2 separate regions of the Homo sapiens genome follow, and region 2 is linked to region 1. The links are chromatin contacts, found by Hi-C or POLR2A ChIA-PET in ENCODE. All regions are on one chromosome and are shown on one strand. Each heading gives the region's core, a stretch centred on a gene start or an enhancer-like site at or near the end of the contact. The rest is flanking DNA. Distances are from core to core; before and after follow the strand shown.

Evidence for each region. A loop is a pair of places that touch in the nucleus more often than their neighbours do. ChIA-PET counts read pairs that join two places held with the same protein, here RNA polymerase II (POLR2A). Pooled maps may share reads with other maps.
Region 2: a pooled map shows a loop between it and region 1 (3-fold over the local background). The contact joins the promoter of ZC3H18-DT here to the enhancer-like site in region 1. A Hi-C loop is called at or near these places in 2 of 50 pooled maps. POLR2A ChIA-PET finds 5 or more read pairs at or near these places in 7 of 52 experiments (Caco-2, H1, HEK293T and 4 more).

Annotation. Positions count from the first base shown.
Region 1 is chr16:88,501,505-88,508,709 of GRCh38, forward strand. All of the region lies in intron 3 of ZFPM1 (zinc finger protein, FOG family member 1), which reads left to right. It also overlaps LOC107984890. Among named protein-coding and RNA genes, the nearest start is that of ZFPM1-AS1, 26 kb to the right of the region's middle. RefSeq lists an enhancer at 6,929-7,205. Within about 2 kb of position 4,092, at least 6 of the 41 ENCODE cell types and tissues checked have a DNase peak (open chromatin) inside an H3K27ac peak, as active enhancers do.
Region 2 is chr16:88,560,394-88,567,041 of GRCh38, forward strand. ZC3H18-DT (ZC3H18 divergent transcript) reads right to left here and starts at 1,590. Exons shown (of 3, transcript NR_146877.1): 1 at 1,111-1,590; 2 at 858-978; 3 at 1-332.

The DNA.
Region 1 (7,205 bases), core at 2,842-5,341:
CTGGTGATGATAGAGATAGCAGACATGGGTGCGTGGGCCATCCCGCAGGTGCTGGTGATGATGGAGATAGCGGGTGTGGGTGCATGGGCTCTCCCGCAGGTACTGGTGATGATGGAGATAGTGGGCCTGGGTGCGTGGGCCATCGCGCAGGTGCTGGTGATGATAGAGATAGCGGGTGTGGGTGCAGGGCCTCTCCCGCAGGTGCTCTTGATGATGGAGGTAACGGGTGTGGGTGCCGGGCCCTCCCGCTGGTGCTGATGATAATGGAGATAGCGGGCATGGGTGCAGGGCCCTGCCGCTGGTGCTGGTGATGGAGGTAGTGGGCGTGGGTGCAGGGCCCTCCTGCCACTGCTGTTTGCCATGGGATCAACCCCAGCCCGCGAGGGGGCTCCTGGGCCGATGAGCAAACTGAGGCCCAGTGAGTTCACGTGGTTCATCCGAGGTGGAGACCAGGCCGGTGAGCCCTGACCTCCTGACCCCAGCCCTGCAAACGCCCCAACCCATGGTTTAACACTCCTAGTAGCTCCTCCACCCCCGACGCGGCTCCACCCGCCCCCCCCCATTTATTTATTTATTTATTTATTTATTTATTTATTTATTTATTTATCTCTCCTCCTTCTCTGCGTGTAACTTTTTATTTCCTCACTGCGCTTTTCCATTACAGCGGCCGTGGACGCAGCTGATAAGATCGGTCCCCGGAGATGGGACAAAGGGGCCGCCATCGGCTCGAGGGCTGGTCATATCCTGCCCGAAAGGGCCGAGCAGGGCCTGAGATGCGGCAAGATGCTATCTCGGGTTTATTGCGTCTCGTGAGGGTGCCTCCCACCCCGGCCCCCCGCCCTCTCCCGCCCTGCCCAGGGGCCCGGGCGCCGGGCACTCAGGACCCACCTCTGCCCCATAGGCCTGACGCCTCTGTGCTTGCCCCTCCATGTCCCCCAACCCCGTCCCTGTGCCCTGTGGGCCGCCCGGGGCCATGGACAGGGTCTTTGGCCCCAGGTTCCCATCTGGATCCACCCTGGAGTCACTGTAGGTCTTGGGCTTGTCCCCAGCCTCCCAGAGCCCCACTGTCCCTTCCCGTCCAGTGCTGCTGGAGGCAGTGGCCTTGGTGACCCCCCCTAGCCGAGGGTCCCCACCTCGCAGGTCGGAGCCACCCGGTCCGGGCTGCCCCAGCGCCAGCAGCTGCTGCTTCCCTTGACTCAGCAGTTGGCTCCTGGGAATTTATCCCAGAAAAATCATCCCGGCATGGGCGGGCTCAGGTCAGCATGTCAAAGATGGCAAGCCATTTATTTTTTTAAATTTTTGCTGTCTTGCCACGTTTCTTCCAGAGAAGGATGTTCTAAGGGCAGCAGAGGCCACGTGGATGCCCGTTTGTGGGTCTCTGCACACACGGTGGCCGGACGGCAGATCCGGGGCTGCCCTCAGAGCGCTCGCCACCCCCACCCGCCTTTAGCTGTCGTTCCTCCAACCCCACCAGCCATGAAGGCCCCTCAGGGCTGGAAGGCTGTGTGCGGTCTCTTCGGCAGGTGGGAGGTGGCAGGGGCGCTGCTCCGCGGGGCAGGGTGGGTGGATGAGCACGGCGCCCCTGGGACAGGAACCCCCACTGTAGCACAGTGCTTGATTCAGGGGCCAGTGGGGACCCCCGTGGGTCCTGAGCAGCGGCACAGGGGAGGGAGCTGTGTCTGGGGGGCCACGGTTCCTGAGTGGAGGGATCTGTGTCTGGGGAGGGGCCCACGGTTCCTGAGTGGAGGGATCTGTGTCTGGGGGGCCCACGGTTCCTGAGTGGAGGGATCTGTGTCTGGGGAGGGGCCCACGGTTCCTGAGTGGAGGGATCTGTGTCTGGGGGGCCCACGGTTCCTGAGTGGAGGGATCTGTGTCTGGGGGGCCACGGTTCCTGAGTGCAGGGATCTGTGTCTGGGGGGCCCACGGTTCCGGAGTGGAGGGATCTGTGTCTGGGGGGCCCACGGTTCCTGAGTGGAGGGATCTGTGTCTGGGGAGGGGCCGGCCTGTTCTGCCTCCAGGGCTCCTCCTGCTTCCTGGTCTTTCCCACCCTCTGCCTGGCCTGCATCTGACTCACAGCCAGCTGCCTCTCTGTGGAGCCAGGTCCTCTCTGACCTCGGTCTTCTCATCTGTGTTGGGGTGATCGGTGCCATGGCAGCACCCTCTGTGGCTTCCCATAAAATCACACGTGACTTTTAGAAGAGGAGACACATTCACAGTTCACGGAAGCACCTTCTGCCTCCGGGACTCACATGGGGCTGGGCTCACCCCGGGGCACAGGCCCTGTACCCCAGTTAGCGCCTCGGGCTGCCAGGCAGATCTTGGGCTCCCGAGGCCTCAGTCTCCCCCTGGTTAGCACCTCCTCTGTGGAGGTGACGAGCCTGAAGGGTCAGTGAGGGCTCAGGGCAGCAGCCTTTTCTGGAAGGGACTTTTCCATTCTTGGGGGTAGCAGTGTCCTGACACTCTCGGTGGGTACCAGCGTCCTCACCAGCACCTGCCTGGGTGTCCATGGCTGCCCTCAGTGGGGGTGGGTGCCTGCCAGGCTGGGTAGATGGTCTCGCCCAGGGCTGAGGCAGTACCCTGGGCCCTCACTCACCCTCTCCCATTTATGAAGCACAGACAGAGTCCCCAGGGGGCAAATGAACAGGCTGAGCAGGGACCTGGTAGGAAGAAAGGGCCCTCAGCGGCATCCAGACCCTGGAAAAACGGGGCAGAGGCCAGGGCGCCCAGGCCGATAGGACACAGATAAGGTAAAGAAAATATGTTCTGTGCAAACAGCTTATCTGACATCCTGTTTTCAGCCACCAATAGGACAAGGCAAGGCTGGGGAGAGCCAGGGACCCCCACCCCAGTTCTCAGGCCTCAGGGTCCCCAAAGACCAGACTACTAGGACCTGGAGGCAAATCAGCTCCCTCTCCCCACTTCCCAGGCGGGAAGACCAAGGCCCAGGACCCAGGGTGTTTAGCCTTCCAGAAGCCCAGAGAGGCCGCCAATCTCCCAGCTTGGAGGTGACATGAGGCTGTGGCTTTCAGACTCCTCAGCCCTGGCGAGGTGCCGCAGAGTGGCAGAGACACCGCCCAGGGTGCATGGAGAAAGAGCACCTCGCTGGGCCCCGTGCACAGACCCCTTAAGGGTACATGGAGGGACATGGCCCCCCTGTGTACCGTGGCGCTCTGCCTGCCAGTCCAGCTGCCCCAGACGGGGCCAAGGTAGTGGTGTCTGAGACCACAGTCCCCAGAGAGCACCATGGAAGGGGTTCAGACAGGCAAGACCTGGCTCCGAGCTGTCCTCAAGGCCTCTGAAAGGGCAGTTCTGGGCCTGAGCACTGCCCCACTGCCCCTGTGGGGCCAGGGCCTTGCCCTTTCCCTTAGAGACACCCCCTCCCCAGGACAGGCCACTGGGCCTGCAGGTGCGAGGGCCCCCAGGTCCCTGCAGGAGAGCTGGGCCCCACCCTGCCCTCCTTGCTATTCCCAGGCGGTCCCAGCTCTGCCATTAGCTGGGGCCAGGGTTCAGCCCGATAAAGATGGGCTGTTGTTCTGTGTCAAAAAATCAATAATTGCAGCGATGTTCCAGGCGATAGGAAGACAAGTTCACAGGCACCAGCTGGCGGGTGGGCGGGGCGAGGCTGGGGGCTGCAGCACCTGGGGCCGGCCCTTCCTGCCTCTCCCTCGCCCGGTGGCTGACGCAGCTGCTCTACAGTGGACGCCAGGCCCAGGCTTGGCCAAGCCAAGCCATGGCCCCTGAGCCTGCTGCTCCTTACTGCCCGTTTGTGGAAGGGCAGCCCAGAGCCAGCTAGGGCCTCGGCGAGGAGGCCAGTCCCTCCCCAGGGTCCTCTGGCTGGGTCTTCTCCCAGGCGGTGGTGCCCTCCTCCTCCAAACACAGGCACTCAGGTCCACGGTGTCCCAGTGCCTTGGGGACACAGCCGTTCAACAGCCGGCCCTGAGGGGCTGACAGTCCAGCAGGAAGACAGAGTTAATGAAATCAAGACCTCTGCCCCCTGGTGCCCTCAGGAGGTGGTGAGCACTCTGGGGACCTGGGAGGCAGGGAGGAGGTGGGAGGGGCCGGCATCGCCCTCCGCACGACGGCTTCCTGGGGTCCTGGCACGGTGCCATGTGGGCTGGCCCTGAGGCATCACCATACCTGGCATCTACCATTCCCTGGAGCCAGCACCCCCTGCCGTCAGCTCCCGGGAACGCAGCCCATGCCGCCTGTCTGCTGACCCCACCCAGGCCCCCTGCGATGTGGGTCCTGAGCACATCTTGGCAAGGAGACCACCGTGCTGGTGGGCGGGTGCTTGGAGGATGGGCACATAGGGCACGAGGCCCACCTCTAGCAGAGAGAGAGCCTCGGCAGGTGCAGCCGCCGGCAGGGCCCCCCCATGGGGCTTTCCAACCACGTGCTCACCCCAAGGACAGGCACCCCCCGCACCCCCAGCCCCCCACAGCCATCCACAGTGAGTGCAGGGTCTGAGGGTCTCAGGAAGGCAGGTTCTGTGGTTCGAAGCCCTTTGTTAACCTCTGGCCTGGGGTGAGAAGAAAACCCTCATCCAGGAGGCCTGGGGCTCTAGGCCAACCCCACCCTGGGCTCTCCACTGGCCTCCAGGGTGCTCTGAGGTTTGTGGCCCAGCAGAGGCCAGGCATCATGGCCAGGAGGCCAACAGGGGCCATGCCAGGCAGAAGGCAGAGGAGACCAGGGCAGGAGGTGGGGAGACCAGGGGCAGGGGCAGGGAGACCAGGGTAGGGTTGGGGGGCACCAGGGTCAGGGGGCAGGGAGACCAGGGCAGGGGTGGGGGGGCACCAGGGCAGGGGGACCAGGGTAGAGGAGCTGGAACCCTCCCAGGAGGTGATGGGCCTGGGGTCTTCTAGGGCAGGGCGCTGGGGGGCCTTAGGCAGGCCCCTCCTTTGTTTCCCCTCAGTGAAATAGACTCAGGTCTTGTGCTGGGGCTTAACTGCAATGCTGGGCACACAATAACACAGAATAATCCAGAAAGGACTGAATGGGGGCGGGCGGGCAGGGCAGGTTGTGCACTGAGTGTGCGTCCGCAGAGTGGTGGCCATCACTGGGTGTGCACGGGGCACAGCTCTGAGGAGCAGAGCCATTTCCCCAGTGTGGCCAGAGGGCCCAGACGTATGTGACATCTGGTTTTTCAACAGCAAAGCTGATCCATTTCTCTACCCATCCTGGGTGTGCAGCTCCCAGGCTCCTCTGCGCCTCTCCCAGACCCAGCCCTCCTGCAAGGACCTGGACCCTCTGAGGGGCGCTGGGGGGACCCAGGAGGAGGCAGGGTGGGAGCCCTCATCAGGCCCCCAGAAGCCAGGCTAATCTGCAGAGCCCTCGAGTGGCTTTGTCTCCAAGCTCTGGTGCATCCATGGCTCCCGTCACCCGCGTCTCATCCGCCTGCGGCTCCGTCTCCCTTCTCGCTAGCGCATGTCACGTTGTTCCTTCCATCTCGGCTGTCCCGAGTGCCACAGCCGGGGCCACTGCTGCGAGTGAGGGCTACGGTCCTGCTGGCCTTTCCAGGTGGCCTTCTGCCTGCTCCGCTCGGCGACTCCTATCTGTGAACGGGGAAGGGGCTTCACGGAGGGCCCACTACCCAAGGGGTGGGATTCACTGCAAGTGGGGGTATGGCCTGGGCTGCAGACATGGGTTTGCGATCAGAGGACCTGGGCTCGACTCTCCCATGCCACTTGCTGGCTGTGTAACCTCCGACGTGGCCCCCAGCTTCTCAGGCCTTGCTTTTCACAGACGAGAGCAGGAGAAACGGTCCCCATCATCCCCCGAGCTCTTGGCCTCACCCCCTCAGCACCATGTCCCCGCCTCCAGAGCTCAGAGATGGGAAGCTGAGGTCTGCCCAGAGGTGCCATGGCCATCAGTGACCCAGCCAGGGCTGGAGTCAAGCCTGGGTCCCTTTATGTTTCTTGACTTGGCATTCAGGTGTGGCTTGATCCAGGGAACACACTGACTGACTAGTGCCCCATGGCTCTGGTCTCCTGGTCCTAGACCTGGGCTGCCTGGGTGTGTCAGCCTTCTCCATGCCCTGGCAGGTTGGCTGGACGGGGTATGACTCAGAGGACGGTGCTCAGCCACTGTCCATAGCCTGGGTTGGGTCTTGTGGATTCTACAGGCCTGAGAACACCAGCCCCCATGGGAGATGCCATCCAGCTCCGGCAGATGTGGGCCTCGGGGAGAAGTGGCAGCCCTGAGGGGCCCGCATGGCTGTGGGAAAGGCCCCCTGCAGAGAGCCAGCTGCCCAGTGTACCCTGACCTCACCCATGCACCCAGGCATTCGGATGCTCACAAGGGACCCTTGTGAGGCCCCTCTGCAGATGGGCCCAGCCCCACAGCCCTCCTGGGAGGATACCCTTCCCCAGGCCATCCTGGGCTCCACTCGGGGGCCTCCAGCAGCCACTCCCTCCTCTGGGCCTTGGTTGCCCCATCTGTAAACAGGAACCTAAAAAGGGGATCACAGGAAGGGGCCCAGTGGGTCGAGGATGTGTGAAGAAGTTGCTGGTGGGCCGGGCACGGTGGCTCACACCTGTAATCCCAGCACTTGGGGAGGCTGAGGTGGGCAGATCATTTGAGGTCAGGAGTTCAAGACACGCCTGGCCAACATGGCGAAACCCCTTCTTTACTAAAAATACAAAAATTAACCGGGTGCGGTGGCGCGCACCTGTACTCCCAGCTACTCAGGAGGCTGAGATGGGAGAATCGCTTGAACCCGGGAGGCGGAGGCTGCAGTGAGCCGAGATTGCACCGCTGCACTCCAGGCTGGGTGACAGTGCAAGATTCTGTCTCAAAAAAAAAGAAAGAAAAGAAGTTGTTGGACCCCCAGCCTCGTCCCCCATGCATTTCTCACCAGGCTTGGGTTTGTTCCCAGCCAGATCTTGGGAGGATCACATGTGAAGGAGGCCATGACATCCACACAGGACCACCCTTTCTACTGCCCAAGAGGCTTCCGTGGCTGCAGAGCAGGCCACAGAGTCCAACCACAGGCCTTGGGCTCCACGTGGGTTCCCCTGGTCTCTCCTGGGCACAGGCCCATCCCGACGCTCACTCTGAACCTCTCCCAGATGTGGCCTTCGGTGCCTGCCGTGGGCCCTGGTTGGTGAATCCTGGGAACCAGGGCTCTGCCTCCCGTAGGTGGCTGCAGCACACAGAGCCAGGGCCTGCTACTGAGGCTGCAGAGGGGACACAGAGTTTGCGCGGAG
Region 2 (6,648 bases), core at 340-2,839, 56 kb after region 1:
TGATTCGCCCGTCTCCACGGCCACGGAAGGGCCCGGCGATGAGATAGACTGCAATACATTTTCCCATGAAGCTGTTGATCGGCTCCTGGGCTGTTTCTGGTTTGGAGGGTGTCATGAATGAGGCTGGCATGAGCACATGAGTTCTGGCTGAGTAGTATTTTCAGCAGCTTGGCCAAAAGGTATGACTTTTCAGGACCTGGCTGAAGGAGGGACTCCAGAGAAAAGGGCTGATGGGCGGGAAAGCGCTGGCAGAGGGGATGGCCAAGCCACAGCTGGCAGGCTATGGTTCCCAGAGCCCCAATCAACACACCTCAGCTCCCAACTGGGGCTACCTGGAACGACAGGAAAGGCTGACTCCATGAGCTGTCATGGCGTGGAAGACCCAGTTGTGCCCAATGGACGCAAGCTCCCTCCATTTCTGGCCATCCCCTGCTGATTCCCTCCCACCCCCACCTCCAGCCCGACCCCGCCTTCTCCACCAGGTGCCCTCCCATGAATTCAGCTCCATGGACAGCTCCCAGGCTGCTGTCCTCCATGTGGTGCTGAAATCACCCCAACAGAGAAGCCAAGACATGGAGAAGCTAAGGAAGAAAATGGAATGAAATGGCATGGGATGGAGCTACAGAGCCATCAGTCCTGAACCCGCCACCACGTAGAAGTGGAGGCAGGGGTCCAGAGAGGGAAGTCTTTTGCCTAAAGGGGTCATGAAGTGCTCGGTGGTAATAAATGGAATCGTCTACGACGACCGAGATTTACAGAACCCTGTCTGCATGCCAGGCACCACGCTGAGTGTTCGTATGTGGACCGCCACCGTCAACCCACACGGCAAGCTCAAGAGTAGGGCCCTACGATTGTACCTGCTCAACAGAGGAGAAGCCTCATCGGTGAGCAGCAGAGCTGGGCCTGGAACCTGTGTCTTCAGCCCTACCCCGGGCCTTTCCTCCCCTTGCCCTTGGTCTCAGTGGGTCCACTGTTTCTCTAGAACCAGAAAATGACAGTCACAGCAGCGTTGACGTCACCCCCAGTATATGAGTCAGGGTTCTCTAGAGGGACAGCACTAATAGGACAGATGTATACATGGAGGGGAGTTTACTGGGAGTATTGACTCACATGATCACCAGGTGAAGTCCCACAATAGGCCGTCTGCAAGCTGAGGAGCCAGGAAGCCAGTCCGAGTCCCAAATTCCAGGCGGTGAAATGGCAGCTGAACTGACATTCATTCATTCATTCATTCATCAATCAATCATTCATTCACCCCCACCAGCCTGCAGAGGTCCTACGGTGCCAGGCCCTGGGGCTGCAGAAACAACAGAAAAGCCCCCAGCCTCAAGCTCAGCTGCGCCGGGAATCCTTTCCCCGGCCTCCTTGGGGTGTCTGAGACCTCGTCAAAGAGTTGGGGGCCCATGGACATCTCGAGGGAAAGGCAGGGGGCCAGATGGGGTCAGAGCCAGCATCCCTCCAGAGGCTGGGACAGGGACTGGAGTGGACTCACTGTGTCTGTGGTGGGGGCCATGATGGAAGTGGGGGTCCCACACAGAACAGACAGGGCTTCCTGCAGGTTTCACCTGCAGTCCAGGGCCTGGGACCACCCCCACCCCCCCATCCCCCATCCCCCACCCCCCCACCCCCCCACCCCTCTATCACCCTTCACCCCCCCATCCCCCCTTCCCCCCGGGAACAGCGGCTGGGCGGAGTGGGAGTGCCCTCTGGTGGCTCTTTGAGGAAATAGCAAGGGCTATCCTTCGTAAAATGCTTTCAGACAGAACCGCTGGTATGGCACTCGGCCTCCCGCTGAAGACATGGATACAGGCTGGACACACACGCTTCGCTGTGTGATACACGCATGTAACGGGGCCTGTGGGGAGTAACCAGCGCTGGTGGGGCCCGGGGCTATATCCCTTGAGCGAACATAAACAAGAAAGTGAGCCCACGTTCAGCCTGGTTTTCCTTGTGGGGCATCTTCCCACATTGGCGTGGAGGTCCAAAAACAGAAAGCACAGCCTTGCCGAGCTGAGAAACAGGGATTAGAGTTTGAGGCTCCAAACCTGCTGGGGCCTGAGGGAACTTGGAGAAAGAGCCCAAAGCCCTGAGTGCAAATCCCCTTCAGGCCGTGGCCGCCCCCTAAGCTGAATATGCCCCCAAGAAACTCCAAGAAACCCAACAGAAAAGGCTCCCGGGAGGATGGAGAGCTGAGCAGGGGTGTTGGCAGCTGCGACGGGCTGGAGACCAAGCCCTGTGGGGGGCGGGGGCTGGTGACCATCACAGGCTTTCCCTTGGGAGCACAGAAGTTCCACTCCCTGGGAACAAGGGCTGTAACCCCCAAAGCCAGTCTGGACAGGGCTAACCTGGGCGCGATGGCTCATGCCTGTAATCGCAGAGCAAAAAAAAAGAATAAGAAAAGTTACAAGGTGTCTTAGTCTGTTACCTGTTGCTATAGCTTAAGAGTGGGTAATTTATAGAGAAGAGAGGTTTGTTTCTTACAGTTCTGAAGGCTGGAGGTCCAAGAGCATGGCGCTGGGCAAGAGCACGCCAGCCCAAGTCTCTCTTTCTCTTCTTTTCTTTCAAGATGGAGTCTCGCTTTGTCACCCAGGCTGGAGTGCAGTGGCACCATCTTGGGTCACTGCAACCTCTGCCTCCTGTCTCAGCCTCTCAAGTAGCTGGGATTATAGGCACCTGCCACCACGCCCGGCTAATTTTTGTATTTTTAGTACAGACGGGGTTTTGTCATATTGGCCAGGCTGGTCTCCAACTCCTGACCTCGTGCTCCGCCCACCTCAGCCTCCCAAAGTGCTGGGATTACAGGCGTGGGCCACCGCGCCCGGCCCGTTTCTTTTGTTATGAGGCCACTAGTCCCATCATGGGGGCCCACTCTGATGACCTTATCCAATCCTAATTACCTCCAAAAGCATATAATTGTGGAGATTAAGTTCCCAACACATAAAGTCTAGGAGAAACATTCAAACCATAGCACAAGGCATGCTCTTAGAAGGGACCAGAAGCCGGGAGTGCATGCCTGTATTCCCAGGGACGAGGGAGGCTGAGGTGGGAGGATCACTTGAGCTCAGGGGGTTGAGGCTGCAGTGAGCCCTGTTCATGCCACTGCACTCCAGCTTGGGCAACAGAGTCAGACCTTGTCTCAAAAAAGAATAAAATAAAAATAAAAAAAGAAGAAGGGACCAGATCACCAGACATGGTGCTGATGCCCATAATCCCAGCACTTTAGGAGGCCAAGGTGGGAAAATCATTTGAGCGCAGGAGTTTGAGACCAGCTTGGGTAACACACTGGGAACCCATCTCTACAAAAAACGAAAACAATAGCTGGGCATGGTGGTGCACACCTGTACTCCCAGCTGCTCTGAGGGCCGAGGTGGGAGGAGCGCTTGAGCCCAAGAGTTTGAGGCTGCAGTGAACCATGATTGTACCACTGCACTCCAGCCTGGGCAACACATGCAAAACCCCGTCTCAAAAATGTGGGAAGGGCAGGGCACGACAGCTCACACCTGTAATCCCAGCACACTGGGAGGCCAAGTCAGGTGGATCACCTGAGGTTGGGAGTTTGAGACCAACCTGGCCAACATGATGAAACCCTGTCTTTACTAAAAATACAAAAATTAGCCAGGCATGGTGGCACATGCCGGTAGTCTCAGCTACTCGGGAGGCTGAGACAGGAGAATCACTTGAACCCGGGAGGCGGAGGTTGCAGTGAGCCAAGATCGTGCCGCTACGCTACACTCCAGCCTGGGGGATGAGTAAGACTCTGTCTCCAAAAAAAAAAGAGGCAGGGACTAGATCACTGAAAACCAAGAGAAAAAGCACTTAATAGCGACGACAGAATCAGAGGTGGTTCAGATATAGGAGGCCTTCAAAATGATAACATGCTACTTTCTTCATGTTGCTCCCCTGCTCAAAAGCCTGCATTGCTTCCCCTTGTTCTTCAATGGGGCAGTCACTACTTTCTTTGCAAGCGGCTTTGCACAATGCCAAGAAAAGAGCTGAGAACGCTGGGTTTCAGTGTGGGCTCTGGCTAAGCCAGGGGTGGTCTTGGACAAGTGATCTCTGGGCCTCGGCCTCCTTCTCTGCACATAAGGCAACTGGAAGAAGTTCCTGCCTCCAACTCTTCTCTCCTAGCAGGTGCTCTAAGGGCTGAGTCATTGTCACAGGGCTCTGCTAGCGAGGTGGGCCTGTGTGGATGCACACTTTGTGAAAACTCATCAAACTGCACACTTACAAGTGTGCATTTTGGGCTGGGCGTTGTGGCTCACACCTATAATCCCAGCACTTTGGGAGGCCGAGGCAGGCGGATCACGAGGTCAGGCCAATATGGTGAAACCTCGTCTCTATTAAAAAATACAAAAATTAGCCAGGCGTGGTGGCGCACCCCTGTAGTCCCAGCTACTCAGGAGGCTGAGGCAGGAGAATCGATGGAACCCAGGAGGCAGAAGTTGCAGTGAGCCGAGATTGCGCCACTGCACTCCAGCCTGGGCAACAGTGCAAGACTCCGTCTCAAAAAAAAAAAAAAAAGTGTTCATTTTGGCAAACCCCAACTCAATAAAGTTGGGGTTTTTTTGTTGTTTTTTGTTGTCGTTTTGAGACAGAGTTTTGCTATTGTCGCCCAGGCTGGAGGGCAGTGGCGCAATCTTGGATCACTGCAACCTCTACCTTTTGGGTTCAAGTGATTCCCCTGCCTCAGCCTCCCGAGTAGCTACGATTGCAGGTGCCCGCCACCACACCCGGCTAATTTTTGTATTTTTAGTAGAGACAAGGTTTCACCATGTTGACTAGGCTGGTCTCGAACACCTGACCTCAGGTTATCTACCTGCCTCGGCCTCCCAAAGTGCTGGGATTACAGGCATGAGCCACCACACCTGGCCTAAAGTTGATTTTTAAAACTAGCTTCCTGCCTCTTCCCTCCCAGTTTCCACCCCCAATTGGCAACAAGTTTTAACTCTTTTCATGGTCTCTTCCGGCATTTTCCCGATCTCCAGTAATATTCATACCAATGTTTCTTGACTTTTTCTTAATAAGGGCACTAGTCACACTCCCAGCAGCAGAGTACGTGATTCTAGTTGCTCCACATTCTTGTGAAAAAAAAAATATGAAATTAATTTTTTAGACCAGTTTTAGGTTTAAAGAAAAATGAGAGGCCAGGCACAGTGGCTCACGCCTGTAATCCCAGCACTTTGGGAGGCTGAGGCGGGTGGATCACGAGGTCAGGAGATCGAGACCATCCTGGCTAACATGGTGAAACCCCGTCTCCACTAAAAAATACACAAAAATTAGCCAGGCGTGGTGATGGGCGCCTGTAGTCCTAGCTACTCGGGAGGCTGAGGAGAATGGCGTGAACCTGGGAGGTGGAGCTTGCAGTGAGCCGAGATTGCGCTACTGCACTCCAGGGTGGGCAACAGAGTGAGACTCCATCTCAAAAAAAAAAAAGAAAAATGAGCAGAGTTCCCCTGTACCCCCAGCACCCCTGCCCATCTCCCCTCTTATTAACACCCTGCACTGGTGCAGAACATTTATTACAATTGAGATAGGAGGCAGGACTTGACTCCAGAGGCAGGGCTTGGAGCTGGGACCAAACAGGACTGGCTAAAACAGGGCAGGGCAGAAGCAGCTTTTTATAAGACACACCAGACTGGGCGCAGTGGCTCATGCCTGTAATCCCAGCACTTTGGGAGCCCAGGCAGGCAGATCACCAGAGGTCAGGAGTTTGAGACCAGCCTGGCCAACATGGTGAAACCCTGTCTCTACTAAAAATACAAAAATTAGCCAGGCATGATGTCCCATGCCTGCAGCCCCAGCTACTCAGGAGATTGAAGCAGAAGAATTGCTTGAGCCCAGGAGACAGAGGTTGTGGTGAGCCGAGATCAGGCCACTGCACTCTAATGTGGGTGACAGAGGGAGACTCCGTCTCAGGAAAAGAAAAAAAAGACACACCCACCAGTGTTCTGTGTCAGTTTACCATCGCCATGGCAACACTCCCACCCCTTTCCATGGCAATGACTCAGTGACCCAGAAGTGACTACTCCTTCCCCAGAAATTTCTGCATAAACTGCCCCTTAATCTGCATGTAATTAAAAGTGGGTATAATGGGTCTGCAGAAGTGCGTTGAGCTGCTGCTCTCTGCCTTCTGGGCAGCCCAGCTCTGCAGGAGCCGTCACGGACCTGCCACACTGCCTCTTCAATCAAGTTGTTCTCTTCTACCTCCGGCTTGTCCTTGAATTCTTTCTTGGGCAAAGCCAAGAACGCTGGCAGGCTAAGCTCCACTTTGGGCCTCACCTGCCCTGCATCACAACCAACCAGCCCGTATCGGGACACGATCATTGACTTAAGTCCACAGTTTACATTACAGTTCACTCTTGGCGTTGTGCGTTATGTGGGTTTTGGCAAATACGTAACGTCCCATAGCTGCCATTATGGGACATTACATATTTGTACTTCTTCATACAGAAGAGTTTTGCCACCCCAGAAATGAGGCTTAAAAGTCATTTACCCACTTCCTGCTCTGGAAGAGGAGGGTCTGTGCTCTCACCGCCTGGCACGCCGTGTTCCATCCAGCCTCTGCTCTCTGAATGGTTTTTAGGCTAAATAAAATGTTTACTAAATATTTTTAAGCACTAATAACAATAACGGCCTTATGCAGTGGCT